7 separate regions of the Mus musculus genome follow, and all the other regions are linked to region 1. The links are chromatin loops, found by intact Hi-C in ENCODE. Cell type or tissue: heart. All regions are shown on one strand.

The links. Hi-C counts contacts between places; a loop is a spot of excess contacts. Peaks named below come from ENCODE experiments on the same cell type or tissue, not always from the same donor. Only the 100,000 strongest peaks of a DNase experiment are listed, where the experiment ranks them.
Region 2: a loop joins it to region 1, with 2.1 times the contacts of the local background. A loop is called at or near these places in 12 of 42 quality-filtered maps.
Region 3: a loop joins it to region 1, with 12 times the contacts of the local background. A loop is called at or near these places in 9 of 42 quality-filtered maps.
Region 4: a loop joins it to region 1, with 9 times the contacts of the local background. A loop is called at or near these places in 13 of 42 quality-filtered maps.
Region 5: it touches region 1 in a loop (5-fold over the local background); 37 of 42 quality-filtered maps call a loop at or near these places.
Region 6: it touches region 1 in a loop (2.9-fold over the local background); 12 of 42 quality-filtered maps call a loop at or near these places.
Region 7: it touches region 1 in a loop (6-fold over the local background); 13 of 42 quality-filtered maps call a loop at or near these places.

The regions. Positions count from the first base shown.
Region 1 is chr16:50,528,470-50,532,469 of GRCm38, forward strand. All of the region lies in intron 1 of G730013B05Rik (RIKEN cDNA G730013B05 gene), which reads left to right. Among named protein-coding and RNA genes, the nearest start is that of G730013B05Rik, 4.2 kb to the left of the region's middle. In heart, a CTCF peak has its summit at 1,829 (motif pointing right); DNase peaks (open chromatin) are centred at 472 and 1,812; H3K4me3 peaks cover 2,349 bases; H3K27ac peaks cover 2,365 bases.
Region 2 is chr16:50,670,753-50,674,752 of GRCm38, forward strand. No RefSeq gene overlaps it. Among named protein-coding and RNA genes, the nearest start is that of Mir6363, 54 kb to the right of the region's middle. In heart, a CTCF peak has its summit at 2,169 (motif pointing left); no DNase peak of the experiment used is centred here.
Region 3 is chr16:50,252,615-50,256,614 of GRCm38, forward strand. The region is part of intron 7 of Bbx (bobby sox HMG box containing); the gene reads right to left. Among named protein-coding and RNA genes, the nearest start is that of Bbx, 180 kb to the right of the region's middle. In heart, a CTCF peak has its summit at 2,067 (motif pointing right); no DNase peak of the experiment used is centred here.
Region 4 is chr16:50,687,718-50,691,717 of GRCm38, forward strand. No RefSeq gene overlaps it. Among named protein-coding and RNA genes, the nearest start is that of Mir6363, 37 kb to the right of the region's middle. In heart, a CTCF peak has its summit at 1,582; no DNase peak of the experiment used is centred here; H3K4me3 peaks cover 657 bases.
Region 5 is chr16:50,734,514-50,738,513 of GRCm38, forward strand. No RefSeq gene overlaps it. Among named protein-coding and RNA genes, the nearest start is that of Dubr, 3.7 kb to the left of the region's middle. In heart, no CTCF peak of the experiment used is centred here; DNase peaks (open chromatin) are centred at 2,418 and 3,158; H3K4me3 peaks cover 1,778 bases; H3K27ac peaks cover 1,708 bases.
Region 6 is chr16:50,379,222-50,383,221 of GRCm38, forward strand. All of the region lies in intron 2 of Bbx (bobby sox HMG box containing), which reads right to left. Among named protein-coding and RNA genes, the nearest start is that of Bbx, 51 kb to the right of the region's middle. In heart, a CTCF peak has its summit at 1,925; a DNase peak (open chromatin) is centred at 1,930; H3K4me3 peaks cover 995 bases; H3K27ac peaks cover 557 bases.
Region 7 is chr16:50,372,709-50,376,708 of GRCm38, forward strand. All of the region lies in intron 2 of Bbx (bobby sox HMG box containing), which reads right to left. Among named protein-coding and RNA genes, the nearest start is that of Bbx, 58 kb to the right of the region's middle. In heart, a CTCF peak has its summit at 2,070 (motif pointing right); no DNase peak of the experiment used is centred here.

The DNA.
Region 1 (4,000 bases):
AGCCGAGAGGAAGGGACTGAGTCTCTTTAGCCAGATCCTGCCGCGTGACGACGGCTCTCCTAGATCCATCCACGGTTCCTCTGAAAGTCACTAGGTACGACTGATTTCGAAACACACACACACACACACACACACACACACACACACACACACACACAAAGCAGAATTACATTTTCTGTGTTGTTGGTCAGGCTGAAAACAGAGCACGTAACTTTGCGAGAATCAGGGCAATCGCAAATGAACTTCCGTTCCCCATTGGCTTCCTGCGGCTGTGAAGGATCTCTAGCCGAGCCGCCCGCATGTGCTTCTTACGGGGCTTTCAGTGAGAGAAGCCCGAGGGTAGCGCCAGGGAGAAAGCCGCCAGGCAATCTCGGAGGTAGCCTCCTAGAAAGATCGCGGCGAGGGGAGGAGCCCCGATTGTCCTGGAGAACAGCGCGGCCCCATCCGGGAAGTGGCCGCCCGCGGGGGGCGGCTCCTGGTGCCCGCGCCAAGGCGCACAGCGGGAACGCGCGGAGCCCAGCACGGCCTCCCCGGGGCCTCCGGAGCCCTGCGGCTCGCCCGGGGCGAGGCAGCTCCTCCCCGCAGACTCTGCTTCCGCCAGATCGGTGGCCGCCCGTGTCCCGGTAGCACCGCGCCCAGGGGCCCCAAGAGTCTCGGCCGCGCCCAGGGGCTCTCGGATCCGGGCGCCGCCCCGGTCTTTCTGTCCCCCGGGGATGCGCATCGTGGGTACCTGCAGCCGCCCGGGAACCTAGACCCGGCCAGTCCGGGAAAGCGGAGCCAGCCGAGCTCCCGAAGGTCCCAGTGGACTCGGGCGTCTGCTGGCATCCGCACAGTGCAGGCGCCTAGGCGACGAGCGCGTGCGGGGTTTCTCAGTTGTCCCCCCGCAGAGCCTCCTCCGGCGTCCCCCTACCTACGCAAACACAGTCGGGGCTGCCAGCTGATTCTACCTCTTCCCCGCCCTCCCTTCTTCCGCTCACCTCCGTCCATCTCTCTCATATCTTCTTGCCAAAAGCTCCAAGGCAAAGATGGACATGAGCGAACAAGTTAGGATACGGCCGAGCGCGTGTGCGCTGGGAGGAGGGTGGTAATGAAGTGGGAGAAAATAATGAAAACGAAATTAGAAACACCCGAGAGTGTAACCCCACGCGCGCGCGATGCTCTCAGCCGCCAGCAGTCTCGGCTGTGTCCAAGTGGAGGCAAATTTTAAATATTCAATTCTAGGACAGAATCCACACAGCACAGGCGCCAGTGGAGCCCCGGGCTTGAGCTCAGGATTTAGTGCTTTTCCATGAGATACATCTTTATTTGCATTACAGGCACCAGAGGGATAACACCTACTTGTGGACGCCTCTGGGGACAGATTCTCGGGGCGGGTGGCCTTTGTCACCTCTGCAGCAGGTCAGGGGACTCTGCTGAAGGTGCAATGGGGAAGGCAGCGGCTTGAGACCTGGGGGAAACACCCTGTGCTCTAACGAACGTGCTGGTCGCTACGGAAGGCATGCGCTGTCCCCTAAGCCCTGGCCAGATGACTGAACAGGGGGCGGAAACCGTAAATCGAACCTTCTGGGTCTCTCGCCCCTCCCCCACCAAGCAGTGTCACTTTCGTCTCCCCAAGCTCACATCTTATCATCTCTTTAGAACAACCGCGCTAGAACGAGGCAGTGGGAGCTTGCTGGCTATATAAAACAGGTTTTCCGAGAATTTCCACCACCCCACCACCACCTCGACTGCTTGGTGGTGGAACCTTTTTTTTTTTTTCCTTTCCAGAGGCCTTTTCCAGCGAGCGAGGCGGGGTAGGGCTATTGTTTGCGTGGCCGATAGGGGGCAGCAGTTGCACTGCGATGTGTCCACTGGCCGTGGGAAGCCGGCCTAATTGGACTTTTGGGTGAGCAGGCTGGATCTGCGGCCTCTCGGGCTACAGCCTCAGCTGCGTGGTCTTGGGCTGAGACCCGGAGCACCTGAAGATGTTTGTTCCCTGTGGAAGGCCATCTGTGAAACTGAGCGCGCAGCACTCATTCAGATGAATGCAGATGTTATCATTAGTGAAATATTCAGCCATCACGCGAATTTATCCAGAATCTATCAGAGTTTCTAATCTTAAAATAAGAGCCATGCCTGGGTGGCGGTGGGATCTGTTAAATTCTGTTGAATTTCGAACGTGCTCGCTCCCTCACTAGTTGGGAATCACCGATCCGGATCCCTTAGAGTGGCTGGATCGCTGTTGGTGAGGATTCTGGGGTAAACTGGGAAGACCTCGGGCTGATTGTGGCTACCCGAGCTCTGGAGCCTGGAGCTGAGCAGCTCGGATCTGTTCAGACCCAGAGAGATTGCAAAGGAATCTGAAAATCTGCCCGCCTTGCCAAGCTGGGCACTGTGTTCAGAACAGTGGAAGGGGAATTACCTATCTCTTGCAAATTCACATTTCCATCAAACAAGCACATTTTTTTCCCTAAATTAAAAATACATTTACAGACAGTAATTTTTAAGCAGTCTAGTGTAAAAAAAAATAGGGGCCGGTTATTACAATCATGTCTAGGTAGTTTTTTAAAACGTGATGAATTATTCAAATCAAACAATATGTAACAGCAACAAGGTTGTGCCTGCCCTCTACAAACATCATGCACAATTAAAAACTCCAATTAATGCCTAATAGACCTCTGGCAGGCAGGGCAGGATTACAGCCTGCAGTTGTAGAATTTATCAAAGCATGACTGAGATGTTTTTATTTTATTATGAAGAGCAAGAAAACATACAAAAAAATAATACTTTTAGTGTAAATTTTCCAAACAGCATTCTTTTTAGAAAGAGAACTGTAACTGCAGAGGACCGGAAGGTCTTCCAGAGCACATTTCAACATCACAAATCTCATTTATAGACTCACCATTCCTAGTAACTGACACTACCTTATTAAAAATTGTAGTAAATATTCATATTTGAGAGGGATGAAAAAGAGTTATACTAGCCTTGTGGTCCAGGTTGCAGAGGGGCAATTGATCTAAATTGGATTAAAAATACTAGGCCAGGCCTATAGCTGCTCAACCAGGGCTAGGGCACTACTTGAACTTGTGAACCATGATTGCTCTGTGTCTGGAGGCAAACCCGGATAAGTGCTGACACACTGAGGCTGTGGGTAGGCATCTTATTCTGTTTTTAGATGGCCAAAAAGCCGTGCCAAAGACCAATTGCAAACATCTCTTTAAAGAAAGTTTTGTCACACATTGGCAGTGATAGGAAAAATCAAATGATCTCATGGGTTTGAAGCAGAGTATCACTTTTTAGAACACTTTTGTCCTTTGCTCAATCCTCTGCCAGACCAACTGGACTTGGAAGGTATCTGTGACTCCAGTGTGTGCAGTCCACATATCCATTATATGTTAAGAAAACTGGATTTCTGAGGTTCATAAGATGGCTCAGTGGTTACAAGAGCTTGCTGCTCCTCCAGAGGACCTCATTATGGTTCCCAGTATCCACCTGGGTAGCTCATAATTACCCAGAACTCACCCAGCTCCAGGGGAATCTGATACCTCTGGCTTCCTTAGGCAACAGCTCTTTTTTTTTAATGTGAGTAGACGGTTGCTGTCTTCAGACACACCAGTAGAGGGCATTGAATCCCACTACAGATGGTTGTGAGCCACCATGTGTTTGGTGGGAATTGAACTCATGACTACTCATGGCCTCTGGAAGAGCAGTCAGTGCCTTTTTGTTTGTTTGTTTGTTTGTTTGTTTTTGTGTAGCCCTGGCTATCCTGGAACTCACTGTATAGATCAGGCTGGCTTCGAACTCAGAAAGCCACCTGCCTCTGCCTCTGCCTCTGCCTCCCAAGTGCTGGGATTAAAGACGTGCACCACCACTGCCTAGCCAGTCAGTGCTCTTAATCACTAAACCATCTCTCCAGGCCCACTTACCAGCTATTGTTAATCCCATCAGGTGAGAATAAGACCCAGGCATCACCTCTTAAGTGCACACATCTACACTCACATGCAGATACCCTCCCCTTCCC
Region 2 (4,000 bases), 140 kb after region 1:
CAAGGAAGATATGGAAGGGTTTGGAGATGCTGTGAAGAGACACCATTACCATGACAACTCTTATAGAGTAAAACATTTCATTGGGGCTGGGCTTGCAGTGCATTTCCATCATTGAGAGAAGCAGGGCTGTGTGCAGGCAGGCATGGTGCTGGAGAAGGAGCTGAGAGTTCTGCATCTGGATCAGCAGGCAGAGGATGAGAGCCACAGTTTCTACCTTTGAGCTTCTGAATCTTCTAAGCCCACTCTACAATGACTTTCTCCAGTTAAGCCCTACCTACTCCACACAAGGCCACATGTCCTCATCCTTTCAAATAATGCCACTCCTTTTGAGCCTATGGGGTCATCTTCATTCAAACTACCACAGGAGGAAAGAAAACGAAGGGGAAAATGATGTAATTATAATTTCACAAAAAGTTTAAGTGCAGAAAACAGCTGGCCGTGGGGAGCCCAAGCCCAGTTGATACATCTACAACACTAGTGCCTAAGTGTTCAGGGAACAATGTCCAAGAAGGAGCAGAATGACTGTAAGAGCCAGAGGGTCAGGATGTCCGCTGCAAGATTGCCTCTTCTCCATATGACAGGGAAGCTGAACCCACAAAATCTTAACAATACAGCTGTGTGAACAAGACCACCAACTGACATGACAACATAGACTGGAGAAATTGCACAAGGCCCTACCACTGAACAAAGACCTACAAGCAATTAATGGGTGCAGAAAAAGAGAGGGAGAACCAGTTTTCCGCAGAGACAAGCTCCCTGATTGGCTATCCAGTCACGAGGGGTTACCCATAAGCACATTCCCATATGAGCAACACGGAACAGACTCAGCAGGCTGCCTTTATGTATTTATATGCATGTATACATGTAACAATTCAAGAGAAAGGTTATGATAGAGATAGCATGGGTAAGTAGAAGGAAGGTTTGCAGGTTGGGAAAGATAAACTGGAGTGGGGGAGGGTATGGTAATAAGGAGTTGGAAATAATAAAGTGTGCCGGATGCATGAATGAAAGGTCATAATAAAACCCATTAGTCTGTACAATTAATAAATGCTAATAAAAATTAGAAAAGCACTAAGCATAATTTATGTACTAATAGGCAAAAAGAAGGAATTTTTCCATCAGTCCATCAGGCAGTATATTCTATTAATGTCATTATAGAAGCCGTTCCTTTGTGACTTTATTTAATCCTAATCACCTCCAAATATCATTAACAAATACATCTGAGGATTAAGTTCCCAGCACATAAACTTTGGGCGGGACATATTAAAGCCATAATAGTCTGTGTCTAGACAGGTTTGGATATCTATTAATTTAACCAGGTGTTAAATTGCAAATTGCTCACTGCACAAATTTCCCAATTTCTCCATGCTTAAGCTGGACTCAATTTGAAAAAGTGGGTCATCCAGGTTCAGTGCATACTGGCCACTAGTCACATTAGGATAAAAATGAAACTTCTGAGGAATGTGATTACACTATACCAAGGACCATATACCAAGTTACTATGGATGCCAACCAGCTATCAGGATATCCTACATCTAAAAGTGGTACTCTCATCTACTGAGTCATAAATTGCACACAGACAGAAGGCATCCAGGACAGAGATCCTGCAGGACATTTGTAGGCACATCTACCATGATGACTCTATGGTACTTATGTGTTGTGTCTCTCTTCATGGCCCTCCTATCCTGTTCGAGACACACAAGATGGAGGGCAGGTAGTCATTGGCTGTGCAGTCTGAGACCGAGGCCAGAGCATCCTCACTCATAGCCTGGAGTCTGAGGGGATGTATTAGTTACGTTTCCTGTTGTTAACACAAAATGGTCTGACAAAGCAACTTAAGGAAGGAAGTGCAAGGTGGCAGTCCATCATGGGAGGAAGCCAAGACGTTGGGAACTTGAGGTTGCCGGTCGCATCTCTTCTGTCGTCAGACAGCAGAGAGAGATGAAATTCAGAGCGCAACTTGACTTCTTTTTCCTGTTCATCTCAGGACTGTGGATGATGGAATGATGCCTTCCGCATTTAAGGTGAATCTCCCTGCCTTGATGAACCAACTCTAGTCATTCCTTCCAAGGCGTCCCTCAAGTTTTGTTTTCATAATGATTCTAAATCCTAATCACTGGTATGAGGACTGTATATTTGATTGAGTCTTGGCTCTGCCACCTGCTGGTTGTGTGACAGAAACAGGCCCTTGTCTTTCTGGTTCCTTCTCTGCTCTGTAACTTGTAGGTAGCAATAGTAGCCATGTAACAAGCTTGATAGAAGAATCAAAGGACTGAAAAAAATAGAATCCATGAAATGCTAGTTGTTCGTTAACTAAGACGTGATAGCCGCTGGAACCATGTGGGAGGGAGGGGGGAAGGAGGGAGGGAGGGAAGGAGGGAGGGAGGGAGAGTGAGATGGCTATTGTGTTCTCTTCTTGAACAGGCTGCTCAGGGATTTGCTTCTCTCTGCAAGGAAAGAGCTGCTGTGGAGGCTAAAATAAGAATCCTATTTGATTTGGTGAAGACATGATGCTACTGCTGCTCTCAAAAGGCTCATAATATGAGGCCATCTTGTGTTCGATTAGAAACTTGATTAAGGGATTTTAGGCCTTTGCACCCTCCTTAGAAGATGTCCTTTAAGGTTCTGAAACCCAGAGCAATTCATGATCCCTTTTTTTACCGAGAGTATCAGCTGCAGACATAACTAGCTCCTTTAGGAGAGAAAATTAGAATGATGTGAACATCAGATTCTCCTCACAGTGACAGGAGAGAACAAAACGTCAGCCTTGTAAACAGAAGGATGACTCATGATAATACAGCTCTCCAAATCAGAGTCATGGGAAAGCAAATGCTAAACATAAGAAATCACATAGCAGCTTTGGCGTGACACACGATCATGTCCTTATTCTGGTCTTTGATTAAACTGCCTGTCGTTCCATATTTGTGCTAACTCACTCCATTCTGGGGAATTCCAGCATATTTTATTCTTTATTCCCTTCTCCACCCCCCTCATTTGAGAATAAAATGTTCTTTAGACTGGGGGAACTGAAATCCAAAAAAAAAAAAAAAATCAAAACCAACAAACCTGTTCAAGTGAGTCACAACCTAAGAACTGCCTGTGGGCAGCTCATAATAAAATGCATTACTACTGCTAAAGCATCAGGATATTCTTTTTAAAAAAACAGGATACACTTTGTATTCTGTGGTAATTACTATGTGTTCTTGAAACAGAAGTTAAAAAAAAAAAAAGGTGTACAGCTTATTCCTGACCTGCTGACTCACCTGAATTTTAATGTCTGTAGATAATGTTGGATTCTGTTTTCTGAAAGAGAACATCACAGATTTTAGACACAAATGAAGGTGATCTAGTCATGGCCCTCAAATTTGTTACATCACCCCAGTCATTGTCACTTCAATACCATGGTCTCCCATCTAGTTCCTATTATTCCTGAAGTGCAGTGATGAAGTAAGTTTGGGATTATGCAGCAACAGGTAGCTCCTGTCTCAGTAGAGGCCAAAGTGTCCAGCTCAAAGCATTCTTAGGGAATCCTCCTGGCTCAGATAAGACTTTCTGGAAAGCTCTGAGGAGGTATGCTTTAAAGGAGACGATAGCATTTGCTTCTGGTCTTTATGGCTAACATCAAGTGAAAGTGTCAGTTGGTAATGGATAAGAGGACTCATCAGCCACATAGCAAAACAGACATTTCTATCCTTGTACATTCTGGTACCCTCAGAGAACTCTAACAGTAAGAGAGGGTGTATAAATAATAAACCCTTCCACTGTAATTGTAAGTGTCCTCAACGCATCCTCTAACTTCAGATAACAAACATAGCAACATTGTAGGCCAGAAACAATGATGTTAGGTTATGTAAGCTCTTAAGCTTTCATATAAAGAGAAGGCTCAGATATATGAGGTCACGGGCACCAGAAAACATTAGGTCCTTATTAGATCTATCCATAAGTCACTTTTTCCATAGGAATATACATCTTTTGTGATTTTCATCTACAGCTCAAATGT
Region 3 (4,000 bases), 280 kb before region 1:
AACTTTAAGGTCACCCTTGAATACACGAGACAACTTCCCACTCCATTTCAAAAAAGAATACTGAATAAATTAATCAAAATTGAGACAGAGTCTTATAAGTCCCATATCGGTATTTCTCTTACATTCCTAAATAATGAAGTTAGGTTTTTTGATGAAGAACCATTACTTTTTCACTTTAAAGGAAATGGCTGCAGAGGTTACAAATGTATATTTTGATGCTGTTCCCACTAATCTTCACCTGATGTCTGAAGAGGAAGGATGTTTTAATAGTGGTGTTAAGGCTGTAGAATAGGAACCAATATTTGAAAATCATATGGTCACTTTGGATGTTTTAAAGAGCTATGACCACACTTTCCACTGATAAGTACCATAGGAAAACTACAGAATCCTTAATTGATTTGCCACCTAGGGTAAGCTTGCCTCTCTTATCACCACTTGACTGTTAAGCACATTGTACTAAATGTACCAAGACACCAAGGGCACAAAAAAAAAGTCAATAACCCTCAAATTAGTAGCCATAAAGGTTTGAAATTTTCCTTCTTAGATGAAATGGCTGAACCAAATGTAGGAATAAAGAATCCTATGCGTTTGCTTGCTGGATATTTGGGGTAATGAAGTTTGACTTTAAAATTAAGCTAGAAACTTAGGTAAACATTACAAAGTGTCTTTATAAAATTTTAATAAAAATAGGTGTACATGATATTTGCAATGAAATACATTATCATTTAGGCATGTTTACTGACATAGACCTGGAATACTACTACCTACTTGGAAAGCTGAGGCAGTAAGTAAGATACCAAGTTCAAGATCTGTCTGGGCTATAGAAAGACAGCCTGGGAAATTAATGAGATCCTGCTTTATGGGGACAAAAGGTTAAAAAAAAACCAAGATAAACAAAAACAAACTAAGGCCTTGGGATACAGCTCAATTTAACAGCAGGAACTGGTTCTGGGAACTCTGTGACATCACAGAGTAAGGACTGCTATGACATCACTTGGTAATATGATTTTATGGGATGCAACATGCATGGAGCCCACTGCTTACTGCTGTGTCAATGTCATTATTCTGACTTCAGATTCCATGAAGGGAGAAGTAATGACTCTTGGAGGAGGCAGCAGACAGAGCAGATATACAATGTATATTTACTTGTGTGTGAGTTGGCAGTAAAGTACAACAAAGGCTGCCCAGTGGCTAACAGTGCAAAACTAGAACCACTAAACCTGCATTTTACTGTAGTGGGCCATGTCCCTTCCCAAAATCTAGGTCCTTGTGAAACTGTACCCAATAAAGTACAATGGAAACGGCATAGATTTAAGAACCTGGGAGAATGGGAGTCTACTACTTACTTGGTGACTTGTTCCCTGAACCTAGTCCGAAGACAGAAAGAAGCACCAAGACAACAGTAGACAAAAACAAGGAGGGCAGGAGTTGTAATACTAAGCAAAGCCAGCAGCATGAGAAGACAGAGGGAGAGCGTTCCCCAAATCCTAAATTTTGACTTAGCTGTAATTTTCAATAAGCAAGGAAGGGAAATAATACAGTTATAAGAAAAACTAAATAGCTGATGTAAATGTTTATCTAGAAAAAATTAAGGTAGAGTAAATTGCCCATTAAAATTTCATCAGAATGTATATATTCAAAGAAGTAATTTACATGTGTAACTGTGATTCCATGTCACCAAGGCAAATATGAATACCTTACTAACAAAGTAAAATTGGATATGATACCTGTTAGGTGTTCTTATCTAAAGATTACAGAATATAAAAAATGTGTTTATGATATGGCAAATATACATATGTATGAACAGAAAAATCTATACTTGTGAAAAAGAAGGTGGATTTCCTACAAAAGGCTTCTTTAGCGTCCCAGACTATGAATATTATGAAATATAAAATATTTATTATTTATGTAAATTAGTTAGTGAATGATTTTTTTTAATGGATCAACATTTATTCCTCAGCATCTATTCTTATGAATTAATGAAAATAAGTAAACAGTGGTAAAACAAGAAAAGAAAAAGAAAATAAGCAACCCTGTTTCTAGAAAGTCTCTGAAATAATACACAAAGCCACTAGGTGTTGCTATACACCCAAAAATGAAAATAGCTACAGGGATTTCAGTTTAAGCACACATTGCAATCTTCTCACACTCCATTGTCAGCCAGTTTGATTCAGCAATGATTCTCCGTAAGAAAAGAAGGGGAAAGATGAGTACAGTAGGAATGGCGACAAAGTAAGGGACAGGAGCAAATCAGTGAGAAATCTCAGGTCCAGCCTCTGGATACAAAGCATGACGGAGCCAGTTACGATCACAAGTGGCTTAGGAAGCTAAGTATTATCAAGGACTGTTCCCACTTTGCAGATCTCAAAGCACAATGCTTGGCACTGTGATAAATATACAGGCTACAAAGGAGCAAGTAAATACTGTAGATCAACCATCTATTCCTACTCTTGCTAGTTCAAATACTCACTTCTCATTCACTTGTTCAGGAAGCACTATGTACCATCATGGAGACTGATAACATTAAGAAGTTTAAATACCACGTGCACCCAGTGTAAAGCAGGAAATAGAATGATGGCTAAGGGATCCTGCCAGACCCTTGGTCTGTTTGCAATTCAAGTGAAGGGAAGAGCTACACTGCAGAAATGCAAGTGGAGGCCTATGAGAAGGTTCGCTGGGAGCACAGAGAAAATCCTTTACTCTCTGAGTACTTGAGTTGGAAAGCAAGGTGGACTTCCCCTCAGCAGAGTAGTGAGAGTGACAAGTTACGGCAGATGAAAATATACAGAAGCATATTCTTGCTGTGTTTCTGAGAAATGGTCACCTCGCTGGTGTGGGTAAACGATAAGACACCATGTGAGTGTAATGGGAGATGACTCTGGCTGACAAAACTAGGACTCAGTTAAGTCTGGAAATTAGGCTGGAGGACACAGAGGGCTAGCCAAGGGTCTTAGTTAGAGGAACAGCATGATGAGAGATATGCAGTTAGATAATTATGTCAGAGGCAGTCAGGACAACCTTGGCTGGCAGCGACTGGAGGCAGGAGACCAATTAGCAGGTAGGAGAAATAAAACTGCAGAGATATGGGGCTCCAATTAAGTCAGAGATAGCACTTGCCAGTCCTCAGAAATTGTCTGGAAGGATATCAGGACATCAGGAGAAGGGTCAGTCTACACCAATATCTTCATGGTAAATAAAGCTGAGAGGAGAAAGGCTTGATGGGGGCACAGAGTATCTTTCATGGGAACAGTTTAGCATAAGAGGCGTGTGTCTGAAGGTCTAACTGACATTGGTATCCTATACTAGTACTGGGCTACCATGGGAAACAGAACCTGTTGTATCATATGGCAGAAATGGGTGAGAGTTGGGGGAGACACTAGTTTTACTCAGGGCATCCAGGCCACCAGAACCCTGCCTGCACTTCATGGATAGTTTTCTTATTATCAGAGTCTGGGCAACAGAGCACAGGAAACCCAATGTTGTTTCTACAGACAGACGACTATAATAAAAGTTGAGACAAAGGGCTGAATCTTTCTTTCTCAATGTATCTGATGAAGTGGGAAGGCACTCTGTCTTCTTGCCATCTTTAAGCATCTATGATTGCCAGCACAGATCCGGGAAAGGGACCTGACGGCCTTGGTTTTGAGTCCCACTCCTGTTGGAAGAAGCTGGGCTCCTTCGCATGACAGGCAGTACTGTCTACAAAGTAGAATAAAGCAGGAGCCTTGTCAAAAGAAAGAAGAAAACAATAAACAACAACAAAACCTCTGGGTACCTCTTCCTTTTCACTGTAGAAGTTAAACATAACACATGTCTTAACAAAGTGTATTTAGAGGCAATAAGCCCATGAAAAGAGGATAAAAGCTACTAGCAGGTAAAGAACAGGAGAAGAAGCGGAGATAATGGAATTTAATGTGTTTAAGTCTCCTGGAATAGCTAAGCATACTAGTCTAAAACAGGCACATATAAAATTAACCCAGCTGTACCAATGGGTAAGAAC
Region 4 (4,000 bases), 160 kb after region 1:
CTCCTTAACTTGCTTCTTGATCATGATGTTTGTGCAGGAACAGAAACCCTAACCAAGACATGCAGCATCTACCATACCTACATTTAATTGGAAGAAATGTTAAATTTCTGTTAAAGGATGTCATTTATTTTCAGTCAAACTGACAGGCCTGGAAAACTATGAGACCCACATTAAGAGTCTGTGGTCTACAAGCTTACTAGTTCTGTATTCTCTTTCCAGGCATTCACAAAGCTTACTTCCCATCCAAATGGGTCTTGGGACTGGAGAATGGCTTGTAGAAAGAAGTAAAATGGACCAGTTCCCACTCTGGCTCCTAAAGTTATTTTACTCTGCACACAAGCCAAGACAGAACTCGGTAGGCAGATGCTGAAATAGAATAACGGGAGGTACCTGAATCCGTGAGTTATCCCTTGTGTAAAAGAAATTCAAAATTAAAAAAAAAAAATCAAAATAGACTCATACTGCCAACTTAAAAAAAAAAAAAAAAAAAAAAAAAAAAAAAGCAAACAGAGCCCAGAGACTTTGAGGGAAGCTTCTTATGCAAGCTTGCCTGGTCAGCAGTACCCCAGAGGACACGAAAGACTCGCAGCCTACGCTGCACCATAACGCAGCCTCAAAAAGCCACCGCAGCTTTACATAAACAGTACTTGTACAAGGACATCTGTCCAGATTGTCTGTTCAGTCCTAGACCAAGGCCACTCTCACTCACCACTGTGGCCAAGGGTTAAGGGATCAGATGGAAAAGTCATCAGTGTAGCCTTTGAAAACTCCCCATTTGTTGGAGCTCCTTGAATATGCCATGGCTGTACCTATCCCAAACAAATACCTTTTTTTTCCCCTTTGAGAACAGCTCTCTGTTTTTGTTTTAAAATGAAAGAGAGCCCTATGATGATCATCTGTCATCAGCAGGTTTGACCAGAGCTCAATTTCTCTCTCCCTCTCTCCCTTCCTGTGTGCATGTGTATGCATGTGCATGGGTATCATGTGTATGTGTGTGTGCATGCACACATTTGTGTGTCCCTGGATACTTTCAATCCTTTTGTTTTAGTGACTGTTCATGAGCCAGGCTTAAGGAGTCAGTGTATAAAGTCAGCCTAATTCAGATTCTGAAAAAAAATAAACTATTTATTATCATCCTGGGTGAGAAGGGATAGAATCCGGTGTGTGGTTTCCTGTTAGCCTTTTAGGGACAAAAGCAGCCAGCCTGCTGCAGCAGCCATTACTCCTAGATAACTGACTCCCTTGCTGCTGGTTCATGAACCCTGTACCCCGCTCTTGCACTTGCTGCACACAGCTTAATGGAGAAATCCCTTTTCACAAGCCCAGATGATACACAGGAGAGAAGAAACTGGAGGGAAAGACTGTCTGCTTTCTCTTTCATCACGAGTGGCCAAGAAAACATCTAGGAAATAATAAATACGAATCAATAAAAGAGAAGCAGATAATCTCTCAGATTTTAGATGACTATAAAGGAGCTTGCCTACTGTTTAATAATATGCCTTATCATTTAAACAAAATAGGGGTAATATCTCTCCAGTGGCAGAGCTAGGCAGTGTGACAAAGAAGTAAGAACACTCCCTCTTGTGGTTCTTGGGAAAAAATAATCCCTGTTACGAGACCATACTGAGAAAACAAAATACCGATATAAGATAACATCCGTGGATGATTGCGCTGTACCGGGTTTCTCTCTCACCTGATTTCGGCAGTGCAGACAGGGACCCTCAGCGGAGTGTGAGCTTGTATTGTGACTTGTGGGAGGAACCAAGGAATGTCACATGAGTAAAGGACTCTCCAACCTGGGTTGCAAAAGACGGGTTCTTACTTTTTTGTTTTGTTTTTGTTTTTGTTTTTTCTTTTTTTGGTTCTTCCTGAAGAGGAAAAAGTATTTGTTCGCTAATTTCTTCTTCTATTCAGTTTCACTTGGCTCCTCCGAGTTGCCTCTTGTGGCTCATTGAGACAGTGTGAGTTCAGAGAGAATACATTCAGTGTTCCTTAACACTGTCCTCTCCGAGTCGCTGCGTGCCTTGCCATTTTCTCCTGCCTGTCTGGGAGGTCACTTTGCAGCGTTGTTTGTCTCAGAGGGTGGGTGGCTGCAAGAGCTAGAAATAGGTATCTACTCATTTCTTAGGAGGGGGAATAGAATGACGCCACACCCAGAAGACACTACTTAGCCAGGTCAGCGGTGGCTCCGTGGGCCACTGTGGTCTCATTTCTGATGACTGATAGACCTTGCCTTTTTGCTTCTAATGCTTCACTTTAGAAATGTGATTTCCCCTCACCCCCAGCCCCATACTGAGGGTTGACATCGGTGTGGGAATCAGTATATCTCTAAAATCTGTTTTTCTCTCTCTGGTTTTCTAGTTAGAATGTAATGTTGTTCTGTTTTGACCAGGAAAGCCCTGGTGTATGCTGACATCTTACGATCTGTTTGGTTTAAAATCTGTTGCCTTTACCTTGTGTGAGTGGAGATTTTAATAATTTTAATCTCACCATCCATAAAATACAGCATTATGAACATTGGAGGTAATTTACTGAAAATATTTAAATATTTTGTCTAAAACACCACATTCTTAAAAGGAAATACCTGTGACGTGTTATTGGACACAAAGAGACTGATTCAAGTGCATGGAGATGAATCAAAACAACCACTTTATCTTTATGGAATAATGTTCAAGTAATAAATACTAATGGCAAGGAATTATTTTTTTCTTGCTTAATGGTGTTTTGTTTTTAACAAGCACTTTAGTTTCGAAACAATTTTACTATGGTTATTTTATCTGGATTTAAACAATTCCAGCTCTGGTTAATAAATTCATAGTTTAAATACATGCAACTCATGATTTTTAAGTATGCCTTGCATTTTCTACATTATCTGGGATTTACACTAACTAGTCCACAGTATGATTGGCCTTACTGAATCTCTGGGTCTCTATTTTGACAGAGCCTTAGCCATCATCATCACCTGACTTCAAGGGCCCAGGAAGCTCTGTATCAGAACCTCCTGCACTGTCAGGCTCTCCAAGTGCACCAGAGGGATGGCGTGAAGAAGCAAATGTCCTTAACCGCTGAGCCATCTCTCCAGCCTCCTGCTCTTTGAATTTTAAGGAAGTACTGAATATGCTAGCTGAAAAAAATAATGTCTGGCCACCACGTATTTCTATCAACGTCCACTATTTGCTGCTCTCGTGGAAGACAGCAGTTTGGTTCTCAGACCTCACATGAGGAAACTCCCAATTGTCTGTATCTCTAGCTCCAGGGAACCTGACGCCCACTTCTGGCCTCTGTGGGCAGTCCCACCCACATGCACACCCCTCCCCGCCCCCAGACAAACACTGACTCAGAAGATTGGAAAACATAACCCACTTCTGCTCCTACCCAAGTTGAAAAAGGAAGCGGTCTTTTGCTCCTTTGCTCTATTAGAAACCTTGTGTTCCCTGATCTGATAGGGTTTCCTGGCTTTCCTGACATCACAAAGTAGATTCTCGACTACATTGGACTGAATATGTTATTATAAACTGGAGCCCATTATGACTCCATATCCAGCCAGGCCAAGGAACCATAAAGAATAAGAGCAATGGAATTTTTTAAGTTAATTTTTATTTTTCTCATTGACATACATTCATTACACACAGTGCCAAGCAACATAAGGACATTTACACACATGTATATAGTGGACTTGGAGTGTATTCTAATGCCTTACCCCACTGCCTGTTAGTTCCTTAGCTCTCCTAGACAATTTTGAAAAACAATGGAATCTGACCACCACCCAACTCCATCTTCCTATTTGGCCAACGGAGGGAGCAGCCATGGACCCAGAACTAATGCCTTGTTGCTGTAGTTTGCATGGTGGTGGCACCGATAGTTTGCGGGGACAATTTTGTACACTGCTGTGTACAGAGCTTTCAGTTACTCTCAAACAGCCACGCCCACTCCACTCGTCCCCTACTTTTCTTTGGCAGTGCAGACCTTTCAGGACACTGAAATTTGTTGCTTTATTTCC
Region 5 (4,000 bases), 210 kb after region 1:
ATAAAAGCCAATTTGTGGTAACAGTAATCTTCTACGTGAAAGATGATAGTATATTTGCTTACCCAATATTTTATCTCACCTCCTCTCTTTCAGGCTGAAAAGGATGAATCCTGCATTGTATGATGGTTTGCCTTTCCCTAGTAAAATGCCAAATGTGGTTAATCTATTAGGATTTGTTTCATGTTGCTTAGTCAAAAATAAAATTAAATAAATCTGCGGGAAAAAAACTATTGTTTTTAAATATATTTTTGAGTGGGATAATTAACTTATTTATTTATTGTTTTTTTTGTTTGTTTGTTTGCTTTTTGTTTTTTGAGACAGGGTTTCTCTGTATAGTCCTGGATGTCTGGAACTCACTTTGTAGACCAGGCTGGCTTTGAACTCAGAAATATGCCTGCCTCTGCCTCCCAAGTGCTGGGATTAAAGGTGTGCGCCACTATGCCTGGCTATTTATTTCTTTTACCATTTATTTATTCACTTTGCATCTGATTGCAATCACCCCTCTTCCCAGTCCCCTCTCTTATGACCCCTCCCCTCCCCATTCACCTTTCCCTCTGAGCGGGGGTGGGGTGGGGCGGGGGAGTCTCCCTTTCTTATCAATGTACCCTGGCACCTCAGGTCACTGCAGGTATATCCTCTCCCACTGAAACGCATTTATTTCAGTTCCTAGTTTGTATTGATGATCTCTCATTTTTATTCTGAACATTCTTCAGCTGATCTTAAAGATTATTGTTGTGGGGTTTTTTTTCTAGAAATTCTCAGAATCAACTGAGATTGATATTGAGATTTAATAGATAAAATTTTCAAGGTCAGAGGATTTTTTAAGTTACGTTTTGATGGCTGTGGTTTCTGGTTTTATAATATAATTAATTAAAAAATATTGTTCATGTTATGTTTCTTCATGTACTTTATCAAGGTATGCCTATTTTTGCCTCTGAATGTAAATTCTAGGCAATTTTAATAAATAATTTTGTTAAATTGCAGCTGGTTTAAGAGATTGTGTTATACACTATTATTATTTATGTATTTCAATTTTTCTCTAAATTAATTGTAATTCTTTCTTTATGATTATGGGCTATATACTTTTTCATAACTTTCTTTTAACCACAAAACACAACATATGGAAAAATTCTTAAGATGTGCTTTATTTAGATGGTTTGGGGTCTAAGTTTCTCTTTTTTTATTTAAGAAAATTTCTGTTCTTTTTTATAAGCATTTTCTTGCTATTTTTTGTCTGTCATCCATCTTTTTTTTTTTTTTTTTTCCTGAAATTCTCATCATTCCTGACTTACTTTTACTTTTGTTGTTGTCTTTGGGTGTGGCAGGGTGGTGGTTTTATTTATGTGTGGCAGGGTGGTGGTTTTATTGGGATCAACCCTAGTTTTCCCCTTTTATAGAGAGTGAAGACATTAGTTGACTGATGGATTCTGTCCCAGTTGTCTAATTTATAATATTTAAATGTCTAATGTTAAATGTTTAATGTGACATTTAATAGCCATTATTGTTGAGAAAAGTGGACCAAGATTCATATAAGAAAGACTACGGAGAGAGTTGACCATCCCTTTACAGAAGTGGTTGGGAAAAGCCACCCAGAATGTGATTTTTGCACAAACACTTCAGATTGGTGAAGGAACGAGTGTTTTGGATAAATGAGGCAAGAATGTTCCTGGAACAGCGTGGGCTGAGGCCCGGCAGCAGCAGAATCCCCATGCTTGGATGCCTGATCACCTTTTACCCTTCCAAACCCCAATGATCCTTGACTATAATGATCTTCAGGTCTCTGATGTTTCAATGTGAACTTCGTATTCTACCTCCAGGTCCTCAGATAAAGATCTCAGCGATAGCTTTGGGCTGTTTATCCAAAGCTTTACGGCTACAGGGGACATTTTTGTTGTTGCAACATACACATTAATGACTAACGAGTATTCAAAAGGCACAAAAACATCCACTCTCTGTATTCAGAAATGATAGGATCTTTTGAAGCCATTTGGTTTAAACTAGCTTTATCTTTTAAAAGCACAAATCCTTAACAAACAAAACAGAAAACTGTATGGCAAAGAAAGTAGCAGGAAAAGAGAGAAAGCAAGGATGAGTTTAATTTGTAAACGGAAGGGCAGAATTAAGGATGGTAACAGCGAAGGGACAAACTTTGTATCTCTACGGGGGAATTACTTCTGCCTTCTCTACGTAGTTTATTTGAAACACTTGAACTTCCTCTTTCCCTTTTCCATTTTCCTCTTTACGTCTCATTTTCTTGAGCCCAGCTGTCACAGTGAAGTCTGCCTAAGTCACAATTCATATGGAAAACTGAACCGTGCATTGTAAAATAGGACACAAAACAAAAGACTTCATCGGAGCTGAGCTCATCGCTCTTACACAGACCAGCGCAAACCCTTCAACAGTGTTCCGCACAGCCTGGGACGGTTCCTGCATTCTTAGTGTGCTACTGCCCCCTGCTGGTCATGCGGCAGCATTGACTCCAGCCACGAAACCTTCTCCAGTAAGGAAACACTGCGTGTTTCCTGCTCGCTCTCAGAAAAGTTAATGAAGATTTGAACAGACCGGTTCAGAGACTCCGAATAAAAGAAACGATTAGAGTTTCTGTCTTGTTTGGGGGCGCTTTTCGTTTTGGGTTTTGTTTCGTTTTTCTTATGAGTTCAGTTCCCCTTTCAAGTTTGTGAGGGAAGCAAAACACAAGGTCAGTAAGGTAACGTAAAAACAACCAGGAGATTAAAAACTAAGGCGGAGGCAATAGAAGTACAAAAGGAGTAGGCGACGGCGATGTCCACGCAGCAAGGTCAAGGCAGTCAGTCCCATAAAACCCTGTCGCCTTCCCCTAGGTGCTCGAGCAGAAGCACACTTCATGGAGGAACCTGGGTGGGTCCTTTGTGAGGTTCGGTTTTGCTGCTGGATTTGGTTACAGATGTTTCTCAAAGCGATTAGGATTTGGATTGGGGCCTCTACGGCAGGTCCCCGGCACACAACCCATGGATCTCATTTCCTGAGTGGTTCTTAGACATCCAAACAGGTCAGGGTCTCTTTCTTGGATGTCAGCCAGGAGCAACTGCGAGGACCTGAGCGAGCTTAGGTGTTGGGTGTTATCAGTTCCAGGCTTCCACGCCCTGACTTGTGTGGGTTCCTGCAAACCAGCACCCAGTAGGCTGAAGCAGCAGGTACCAGGATCCGCCAAGTGGCCTGAGGCTCTGCGGATGCTAGAGCCTTACTCAGCATTTGAGCCAGCTCACTGTCTTTCTCTGTGAGTCACATGGTTAGAGCCAATTCTTCCGCCTTCTGCCTATTCACATCCTTATTACATCAGTGTAGGGTACCTGAGGAAGGCTCGGTGTGGGAAATTACAAGTTTGACTCCTTTCCACAGGCCTGATGACAGTGAAGCCCATGTTCAAAAGAGAGCTTACACTTAGGATTCTTGAATAAATACCAGTTTACCATTGTTTTACTGTGCTAAGTTCACAGTTTTCTGGCACTCTCTTCTGTCTTTGGGGGCTGTTTATAACCCAAGTTGTTACCAATTAACTGTCTTACTTAATTTGTAAATTGCATATGTAAATTGTATATCTTTTTTTAAAAAAAGGAAAAAGAAAAACTGTAAGCATTCAATGGTCCATAAATTTCTATAAGTTGGTGAGCCACAAATCTTCTCTCTAAGCACCCTACAGGATGTACTCCAGTTAAAGTTTTATATTTTTTTTTCCTTCTGAGGTTCAGGGACTCACATGCTGACGATGCTGGAACTCTGTCATTGAATAACATCCATGCATAGGTATGCATGCACAGTGCCCATACATGTCAAATATCATTTAATTATGTGCACATATGCTTCAATGTGTTTATGTGCACCATATACATACAGAAGCTCATGAAGAGCAGGGTCTGACTGGATAGTTGTGAATCTCTGTGTAGGTATTGCAAATTGAACCCGGGTCTCTGCAAGAGCAATAGGCAGTCTTAACCACTGAACCATGTCTCCTGCTCCAGAA
Region 6 (4,000 bases), 150 kb before region 1:
AAGCCATTACCTTGTTTGAAAATTCAGAACCTTGAATTTAGGTTTTCCAAACTTGAACATTTATTTGCATAATGATAGAAGACTAAAACCATGACATTTCCTCTTACTTTAAATACTCCCTAACATTTTTTAACCTTGGGATACATTTTCCTGATAACACACCTACATATCAGATATAGTTTTGATAAATTTAAGAATTCACATTTAATATAATTGACATCAAAAACTAATGTTTTACTAATGTAATAGGAAATCTTGCTACTATCTACATTACAATAAAACAAATTCTAAGTACATTTTATTGCATGAATCTGGGAATATGATAAAAAAGCGATGCTGTACATCCAAAAGAATTACCAATCAGAGCAATGCTGAAAGGAGACAGTGAAAATAATTGTCTCAAAAATTAACTGAGAAAAATCCAATGCACTTAAGAGCCTCCTTTTATTCAAAATACTGTAACAGAGTCACTTCTTTAAAATCAGGACAACAACAAGCAAAAAAAGAATACATATAGATAGGTAAATAAATAAAAATAAGCATGGGTCTCCAATTTATAATGATAATCTTTTTATGATTTTCTATACATAAAATATATAAAACTGATAATTAAAATTATCTAAACTGTCTACAAAACAACTTAAGCAACCAATTTTACTTAAAAATATTTTTCTTAATATCTGTTGTGTTTAGAAATAAACTTCTCAAATACAATCCAGTTATGGGGAATCCACCACCATAAACAATGACATAATCAACAAAGATATTCCAGAGATTGCTAACTCAGAATCCTAAAACAGTTTAAAGGCCTACGGAAAATACGAATAAGGATTTTTAATTCACTAAGAATAGGATTTTGTTACTGTTCTTATATACAAACAACTGAATGTGGCCAGGGACTAGAAGAGGAAACTTCATGTCTGATTAAAGAACCAGGGATCAAACTGGAGAACAAGCCGTATCAATAGTAAGGATTACTCTTTTAACTTTTTCTTTCTGGTAATAAAAGAGGCGCCCTAAACATAGGTTAAGTGTCTAAGTAGAAAGAAACATAAAGAAGTCCGTTGGGATGGGAGGGACTACAGAGCATCCATCAACATTTCCTTGAAAAGGCCTGCCAGGCTTTCAGAAGTTACACTTAAATAATGTGACCCTTTCCTGAGAGGACAATAAGGAGACAGATTAGACCCTTCAAGAAGTGATTCATCCCTGGACACGCATGGCGACAGGGGATCCTACATAAAGCCTGGACCTTGTGTGTTTGCTTAAGCCGCAGCACAGTCTCTGTAGCCCTTTAAGTGGGAAGTCTTTTTAAGGTAGCCAAATATCACAGGACAAGTGACTATGGCAGGCTCCTAATGGAGTGATAAACACACACGGCTCCAAGACCGTAGGCAGCACCTGCTCTGCTCTCCTCTCCATGTCTAACCAAAGAACGATCTGTGCATGATCTGCCTTGACAAGACCACTCATCTGACTTCCATTCTGAAAAATACTTAATCCCAAGAAGTAAGATAAACAATGGAAAGCAGGTTTTAGGAGGAAAGCCACTCACACTAACAACTCCAGAGAAAATGCAATCTGAAAGAGGCCCTGCGCTCTGCAAGCACACAGAGAGAGCTCTTCTCTCCCTAACAAGGAGGCTGGAGTAAAGAACAAGGGTCCATAATGGCCACAGATTACACCCCCAGATATAAAATCACTGAGGAGGGGCCTCAAATTTTAAATAACCACCTACTTCCAAAATCTCAAAATGAACCATTCTAGCTAGAGTGCAAATAGCCTCTGCCACCACTGTCTTTCCTTTCATAAGGAGGGGAAATGGCACGAGCAGGGCAGCGAGGGCTCTCTGGCTCCTGCGAACCTCTGCTGGCTCCTCAGAGTCAGGTGGCACCTCCACTGGCGCCAGTGCGCTGCGCTTCCCCCTCCTTCCTGCAGATGGAGTTAGAGAAAGAGACTGCGTAGGGCCCAAGAGCATCTCAGGCTCTCAAGCAGACTGGCAGGAAAATGAAGCCACAGAAACCCCGTGCTTCCAGAGGGGGGGTAAAAGGCAAATGTAGATGCTGCTGCTTTGAAAATACCGTAGAATTCTAACCTAGTCACTGGCCCACCATATTTTCAGTAAAACACACAAAAGCTCATGAGAAATGGCTTTAGATAACTACTGACAAATCAAGTTTAAACCCCACCCTCTTTCCCACAGTCTATGTCCCTAATAGGAGGCAGGGTGGTAAAATGCCCTCTCCTGAATGAATTTATATTCAAGTTGCTCTCCGTCTGTAGCGCCTTGCTGTTGCCTGGAAACAGGAAACCCTTCCCACCTACATGCTTCCTGACTGCTCCCCCCATGTCTCCCTCTTCCAGCTCAGTGAAGGTACCTGGCCACGCTTCCAGATATTGTTTGTCTTAAAGAGTGACTCTATACAACAGAGCAGCAGCGTAACTGCTCAGACAGCACACTAACGAGCCACACAAAAAAGTACTGATAACGAGCTTATTCAGTCAGAACCAAAGACGCACACTTTAATACCAAAAGAGTTTAAAATAGCACACGTTCATTGTTCATCAAAACAAATACGCTGAATAAAAACAAACAAAAACAAACAACCCAGAAGTGTGGGATTTGTGTAAGCCACTCTGAAAGCCTTACTTCCTTGGGACAAGGGAGGGCATGACCCGTTTCCCCGGTGCCTCCTCACGGCTCCCAGGGCCAGCTGTTAAGCCTTTATCGAGTCCTTTCCTGCGTTCTACTCCCTTTGCTTCCAATGCACTTCAAGCATTGATTTTCATCCATCATTACTACATCAAAACAACGACTACATCGTATTATCAATTACTTAGAAAACATGGTTGTGCCAAGAAGTAGCAAAGCGATCTGCACATCTCTTAGTACTCCTTGTCACACTATTCCTATGCACTAGCAGCCAACAGGGCAGGTACTATAATCTTCCCACTTTACAGGTGATGACCCTGATGTTTAGACAATTTGAGTAATGTCCCCAAAGACTAGTAAGCCTTCAGTGCCTTCTAGGAAGATAGCAGAACAATTTTCCTCTCCAACCCTTCCTTCTTTCATTTTTCTGACAAATACATGGACCAAATGCAGGCTTCCCTCTAGCTAGCTGAGTCCACTGGGCTCCACATCCAAACCAACACTACACTAGAGTCCATCTGTCTCACCTTTACCACAGGCTAGGGCCTTAAGGTTCCATCCTGGTGTTTAATTAATAAGGCTTACAAGAAACAAATATATGTTTTTCAGAGATGTTGTAAAAATAAGTCTCTTCAGGCTGAGAATGTGAGTCTATGACTCCACACCTAGCAGGCACAAGGACCTGAGTTTAATCAACAGCATTATAAGAACAGACCAATTAATGTCTTTAAGGAATTTTAGGGGAAAAAAGTAACAAGTTAAGTTTTGGTCGTCTTCTAAACTACAGACTTAGGACCCTAATGCTAAGACAAAAACAAACAAACGAAAACCAAAATAAAATGGGTAACTTCACAGATAGATCAATAAATCAATTGACTGATCAATCCTCTGAATAGCAAGTTATACCTTAAAACTACTAAAACCCAGTAAATTTGAATCACAGATTTACTCAGTGTCTAATTTTGTTCAATTAACATTCCCTGTTTGGGCTGGAGAGGTGGCTCAGTGGTTAAGAGCATTGGGTGCTCTTCCAGAGGTCCCGAGTTCAATTCCCAGCAACCACATGGTGGTTCACAACTGTCTGTAACTCTAGTTTCTGACACCTGCACACAGATAGACATGCAGACAAGTACTACTGAACATAAAATAAACAATAAATTTTTTAAAAAACCTTCCCTGTTAACAATTCTATAAATCATTTTAAAATTAAGGATTTTCTATATGTACAACAGAAAACAAGCTACATATACATAACTTAGACCACACAAAGACTTCAAAAGAAAACTAAAACTCACGAGTTGTCCCAAGGACAAAGACTTGGTGAATCCCTAAGCCAGAATTAACAAC
Region 7 (4,000 bases), 160 kb before region 1:
AAACCACATCAGGCCCTAGGTTCCTCTGTGCTTTGCAGAGCCACAGGAAACCACTGAACATTTAAACCAGCAAGCGCTCTTGCACTGGAGGCAGCTGGAAATCTGAGTCATGTGCTGTCGTTTCAGTTGCACTTTTCTCTTTTAAGATTTGTTTATTTTATTGATGTGCATGTGTTTATGTATACATATGCACCACATGAATCCTTGGTGCCCACAATGCTCAAAAGAGAAATTTGGATGCCCTGGAACAGAGGTCAGGTGGTTGTGAGCCACCTCGAGAGTGCTGGGAACTGAACCCAGGTTCTCTGTAAGAGAAACAGAAGTTAGCTCCTACCCTGCCACTCTGTTGCGTTTTTACTTTCAAATAATTGCCTGAAAGAAAGAGAACCTGATCGATAAAGCAATCTGGAAACAAAACAAAAACCAGTGGATCCAGAAGCAGAAATCACCCCCAAAAAATTCAGAATTAGGATTTAACTCTACTGACTTCAATTGTTCTCTAATTACAAACAACTGTTTTCTCAGTTGTTTTATAAGACTCTAGTGGGTAGCGCAGGTGAAATGTATCATCCCTTTTATCTTACTTGGGATTTTTAAGTATCAGTAATCGTACACAATTTGCATGGCTTCTTACTTAACTTGGGATTTTATTCATTGGTAGATGTGCAATTTCTGTTACAATAGCTATGGCCCACAGTCGCATCACTACTGACATTTTTGACTCTTGCCATTTTACCTGCTAACCCCAAATCCTAGCGCATAGACATAAGACTATCTCTATCATGGTATGTTCAGTTTTTACCTTATCCTTTTATAATTTTATGCTAGTGTTAGAAAGATAACTATGATTTTCTTATTAAAAATATTCATTAAAATAATCATGACCGAACAAAAGACATATATTTTTTTAAAGAGAATTGGGGAATGGGCACAGAGAAGCTAAGGTTTATTTAATAAAGTTACTCCTATTATATGAGGCAAACGGGGATTTTGAACCTCAAATACCTAATTCCATACTGCTTCTCTGAATAACCTCACACATTACCTCCCCCTTTCCAGGGGGAAAGGACTTTCACCCAGGCTTTCTCACTGAGCCTGCATTAACTTCCACCCTGACTCTTCAGAACCCTTCCCTCCCCTTGTGATCAGCCCAAATGTTCAGTGTGTTCTCACTTCCCTCTACCTCCCCGGCCTCAAACGTTAGAGCTCTGGCTCACAGTCCCCACCCCCAGCCCCCCAGGCTCGTAAGAACAATCAACCATCATTCATTCATTCTAATCCTGCCACGGTTCCCTATTTAGGAACAATTACAGTTCTAGTCACTAGAAAAGAGGACAAAGCAGACAGTGCTTCTGACTTCATGGGAAGAAAAAGATAAACAAGTGAAAAAAATGCAAAGATAATTCCTGTCAGTGGCGTGCATTGTGAAAGCAAGGTAATTTCTGTTCTGTTGGCTGGCTTTCTGCAAATTTATTTTGTAAAACTGTGAATCACAGAAAGTAGGAATTCCAAGTCTCTACTCTGCATAAAATAGATACATTTTAGTTATTAGTTAACTAGGGAAAGTATAATGATGGAGGAAGGGAGAGAGGGAGAGAGACAGAGGGAGGGAGGTAGGGAGGGAGACAGGTAGAGGAGGGGAGGGGAAGCAAGCCCTAAACTGTGAATAAAGCTTTCCTCTGTAAATGTTGCTTTCCCCAGTGAGATTGTTATCAACCAGAGCCTTGGGCCTCTGTGTGGCTCCAGACTAGGAAAGGTGGTCTCATCTGAATTGAAGCCATGATCCCCCTATTTTCTATCTTCTCACTCAAGCACCCATTGACAAAGCCATGCTGCTACTGACCTCTGTATCTATGGAGACAGATACAGCTTTGGGACAGCAACCAAAACAGAAGTCAGCAAGATGAAAACCTCAGACTCGAATTCTTTAAGAATTGTGAGAAAAGCAATTTCTAATGTAGACTATCTAAAATTATAAGAAAATCCAAATCTTTCTAAGATGTAACTAAATTCTTTGACAGTTTTGAAAAATAAGTATGGCCTGTGTATGACACATGAGAGCAATGCCTACAATGGCCACAAGAGGGCATAAGATACTCTGGAGCTGAAATTAACAGGCAGTTGTGAGCTGCCAGATGTGGGTACCAGGAACGGAACTCAGGTCCTCTAGAATTGCAGGCCCTTTTAGCCACAGACCCATCACTCCAGCCCCCTAATATATAACAATTCTTAAAAGCTTACCAAAAATAATTCAATTTCTATTTTTAAATTACTTTATAAAATTTAGACGTGAATTTATTTTAAACAGAGCAGGACGACAAAACTCCCTAAAGTATGAAAATGCAATTCTATCACTCCTTGCATACGGATCAGTTACCACAGGCCTCCAAAGACACTGACTCTCAAAACTTACTGAGCCTGGAAAACAGAATACACAATCTCCTGAACATATTCTGAATCCATAAACGTCTTTCTGCTCTATTACTTTCCTTTTAAGCATTTATGGAATTTTAATTAAAATTATCTAGAACTAATACCAGGTATGGTGGTATAAACAGGAGGTAGAGGCAGGTGGTTGTCCATACTTAGCTGTCCCCATACTGAGTTCAAGGCCGACCATGACTACATAGTAAGAAAATTTTTGTATAATAACAATTGGACACAAAAGGCCCTGTCTAGAGGATAGGCTAGGGGCTACGGTCCCTGGCTCCCAGGACATAGGTTTAGACACAACATTACCAGAATATCTTTGAAGAAGAAGAAATAGTATTGCTTCAATAATTTTTATTTCAATATTAAAAACAAATCGACTATAAATTAGTTGAATCAAGTTCAGAAGAACGGATAACATAGAAGATACTGTGTACAGATTACAAGTCCTCTGCACATATTCTATAGCTTTTAGGTAGTACTTTTATGGAACTCCTGACTGTGCAAACTAGTGTGTCTCTGATTCTTGTGCCTTCTCTTTGGGGGTCTTTTATTTCTACTGTTGGCTTGGCTTATCTAACTTCATTATGATGCTTTAAGTTTTATCTTATTTTTTATGTTTTGTTGTTATCTCTTAGAAGCCTGTTCTAAGGGACAGAAAGGGAATAGATCTTAATAGTAGGGCAAGTAGGGAGAACTGGAAATCGTGGGGGAATGGGAACTAATTCAAATTATATGAGAAAAGAATCTACGATTAATAGAAGGGAGGAAGGGGCTGGCGAGATGGCTCAATGGGTAAGAGCACTGACTGCTCTTCCAAAGGTCCTGAGTTCAAATCCCAGAAACCACATGGTGGTTCACAACCACCCATAATGAGATCTGACGCCCTCTTCTAGTGTGTCCAAAGACAGCTACAGTGTACTTACATATAATAAATAAATAAATCTTAAAAAAAGAGGGGGGGGAGGAAGGACCCACATCAAAAGGATACTGTGTACAGCTTAAAGAACAATTTATTTTGAATAATAACATGTTTGGCTTTTTGTTTTTAAATAAAGCAGCCCTACTAAAAATTAGTCCCAAAATAAAACCTGAAGACTATTTAGCAGATAAAAATTCTGACCTCCCCATCAATTGATTCAGAGACTACCTGTGCTAGCAAGTGCTCTACTGTGGAGCTGCACCCTGAAAACTTAAAATACATATATTTAGGATATACATCTCATAACGCTAAATTAGCACTTAAAGCTCAATTTGTTCTTTAAATGATAACTGAATCACTAATTGCTAGAAAGGTGGCTCAGAAATTTGCAGAGAACAAAAGCCAGTTTAATTCCTAGCACCCACATGGAGGCTCATTCATGACTGTCCTCAACTCCAGTTCCAGTGGATCTGACCCCCCTCTTCTGACCTTCATGGGCAGCAAGGCACACATGTGGTGCACTTGCACACATGTAAGCAAAACACATAGATAAAATAGAATTAAAAAAAATCAATCTTTTTGAAAAGTCGAGTTATCTTGCATTGTTTTTTTTTTTTTCTGAATGATAAAGTGGTTGAAAAGTTTACC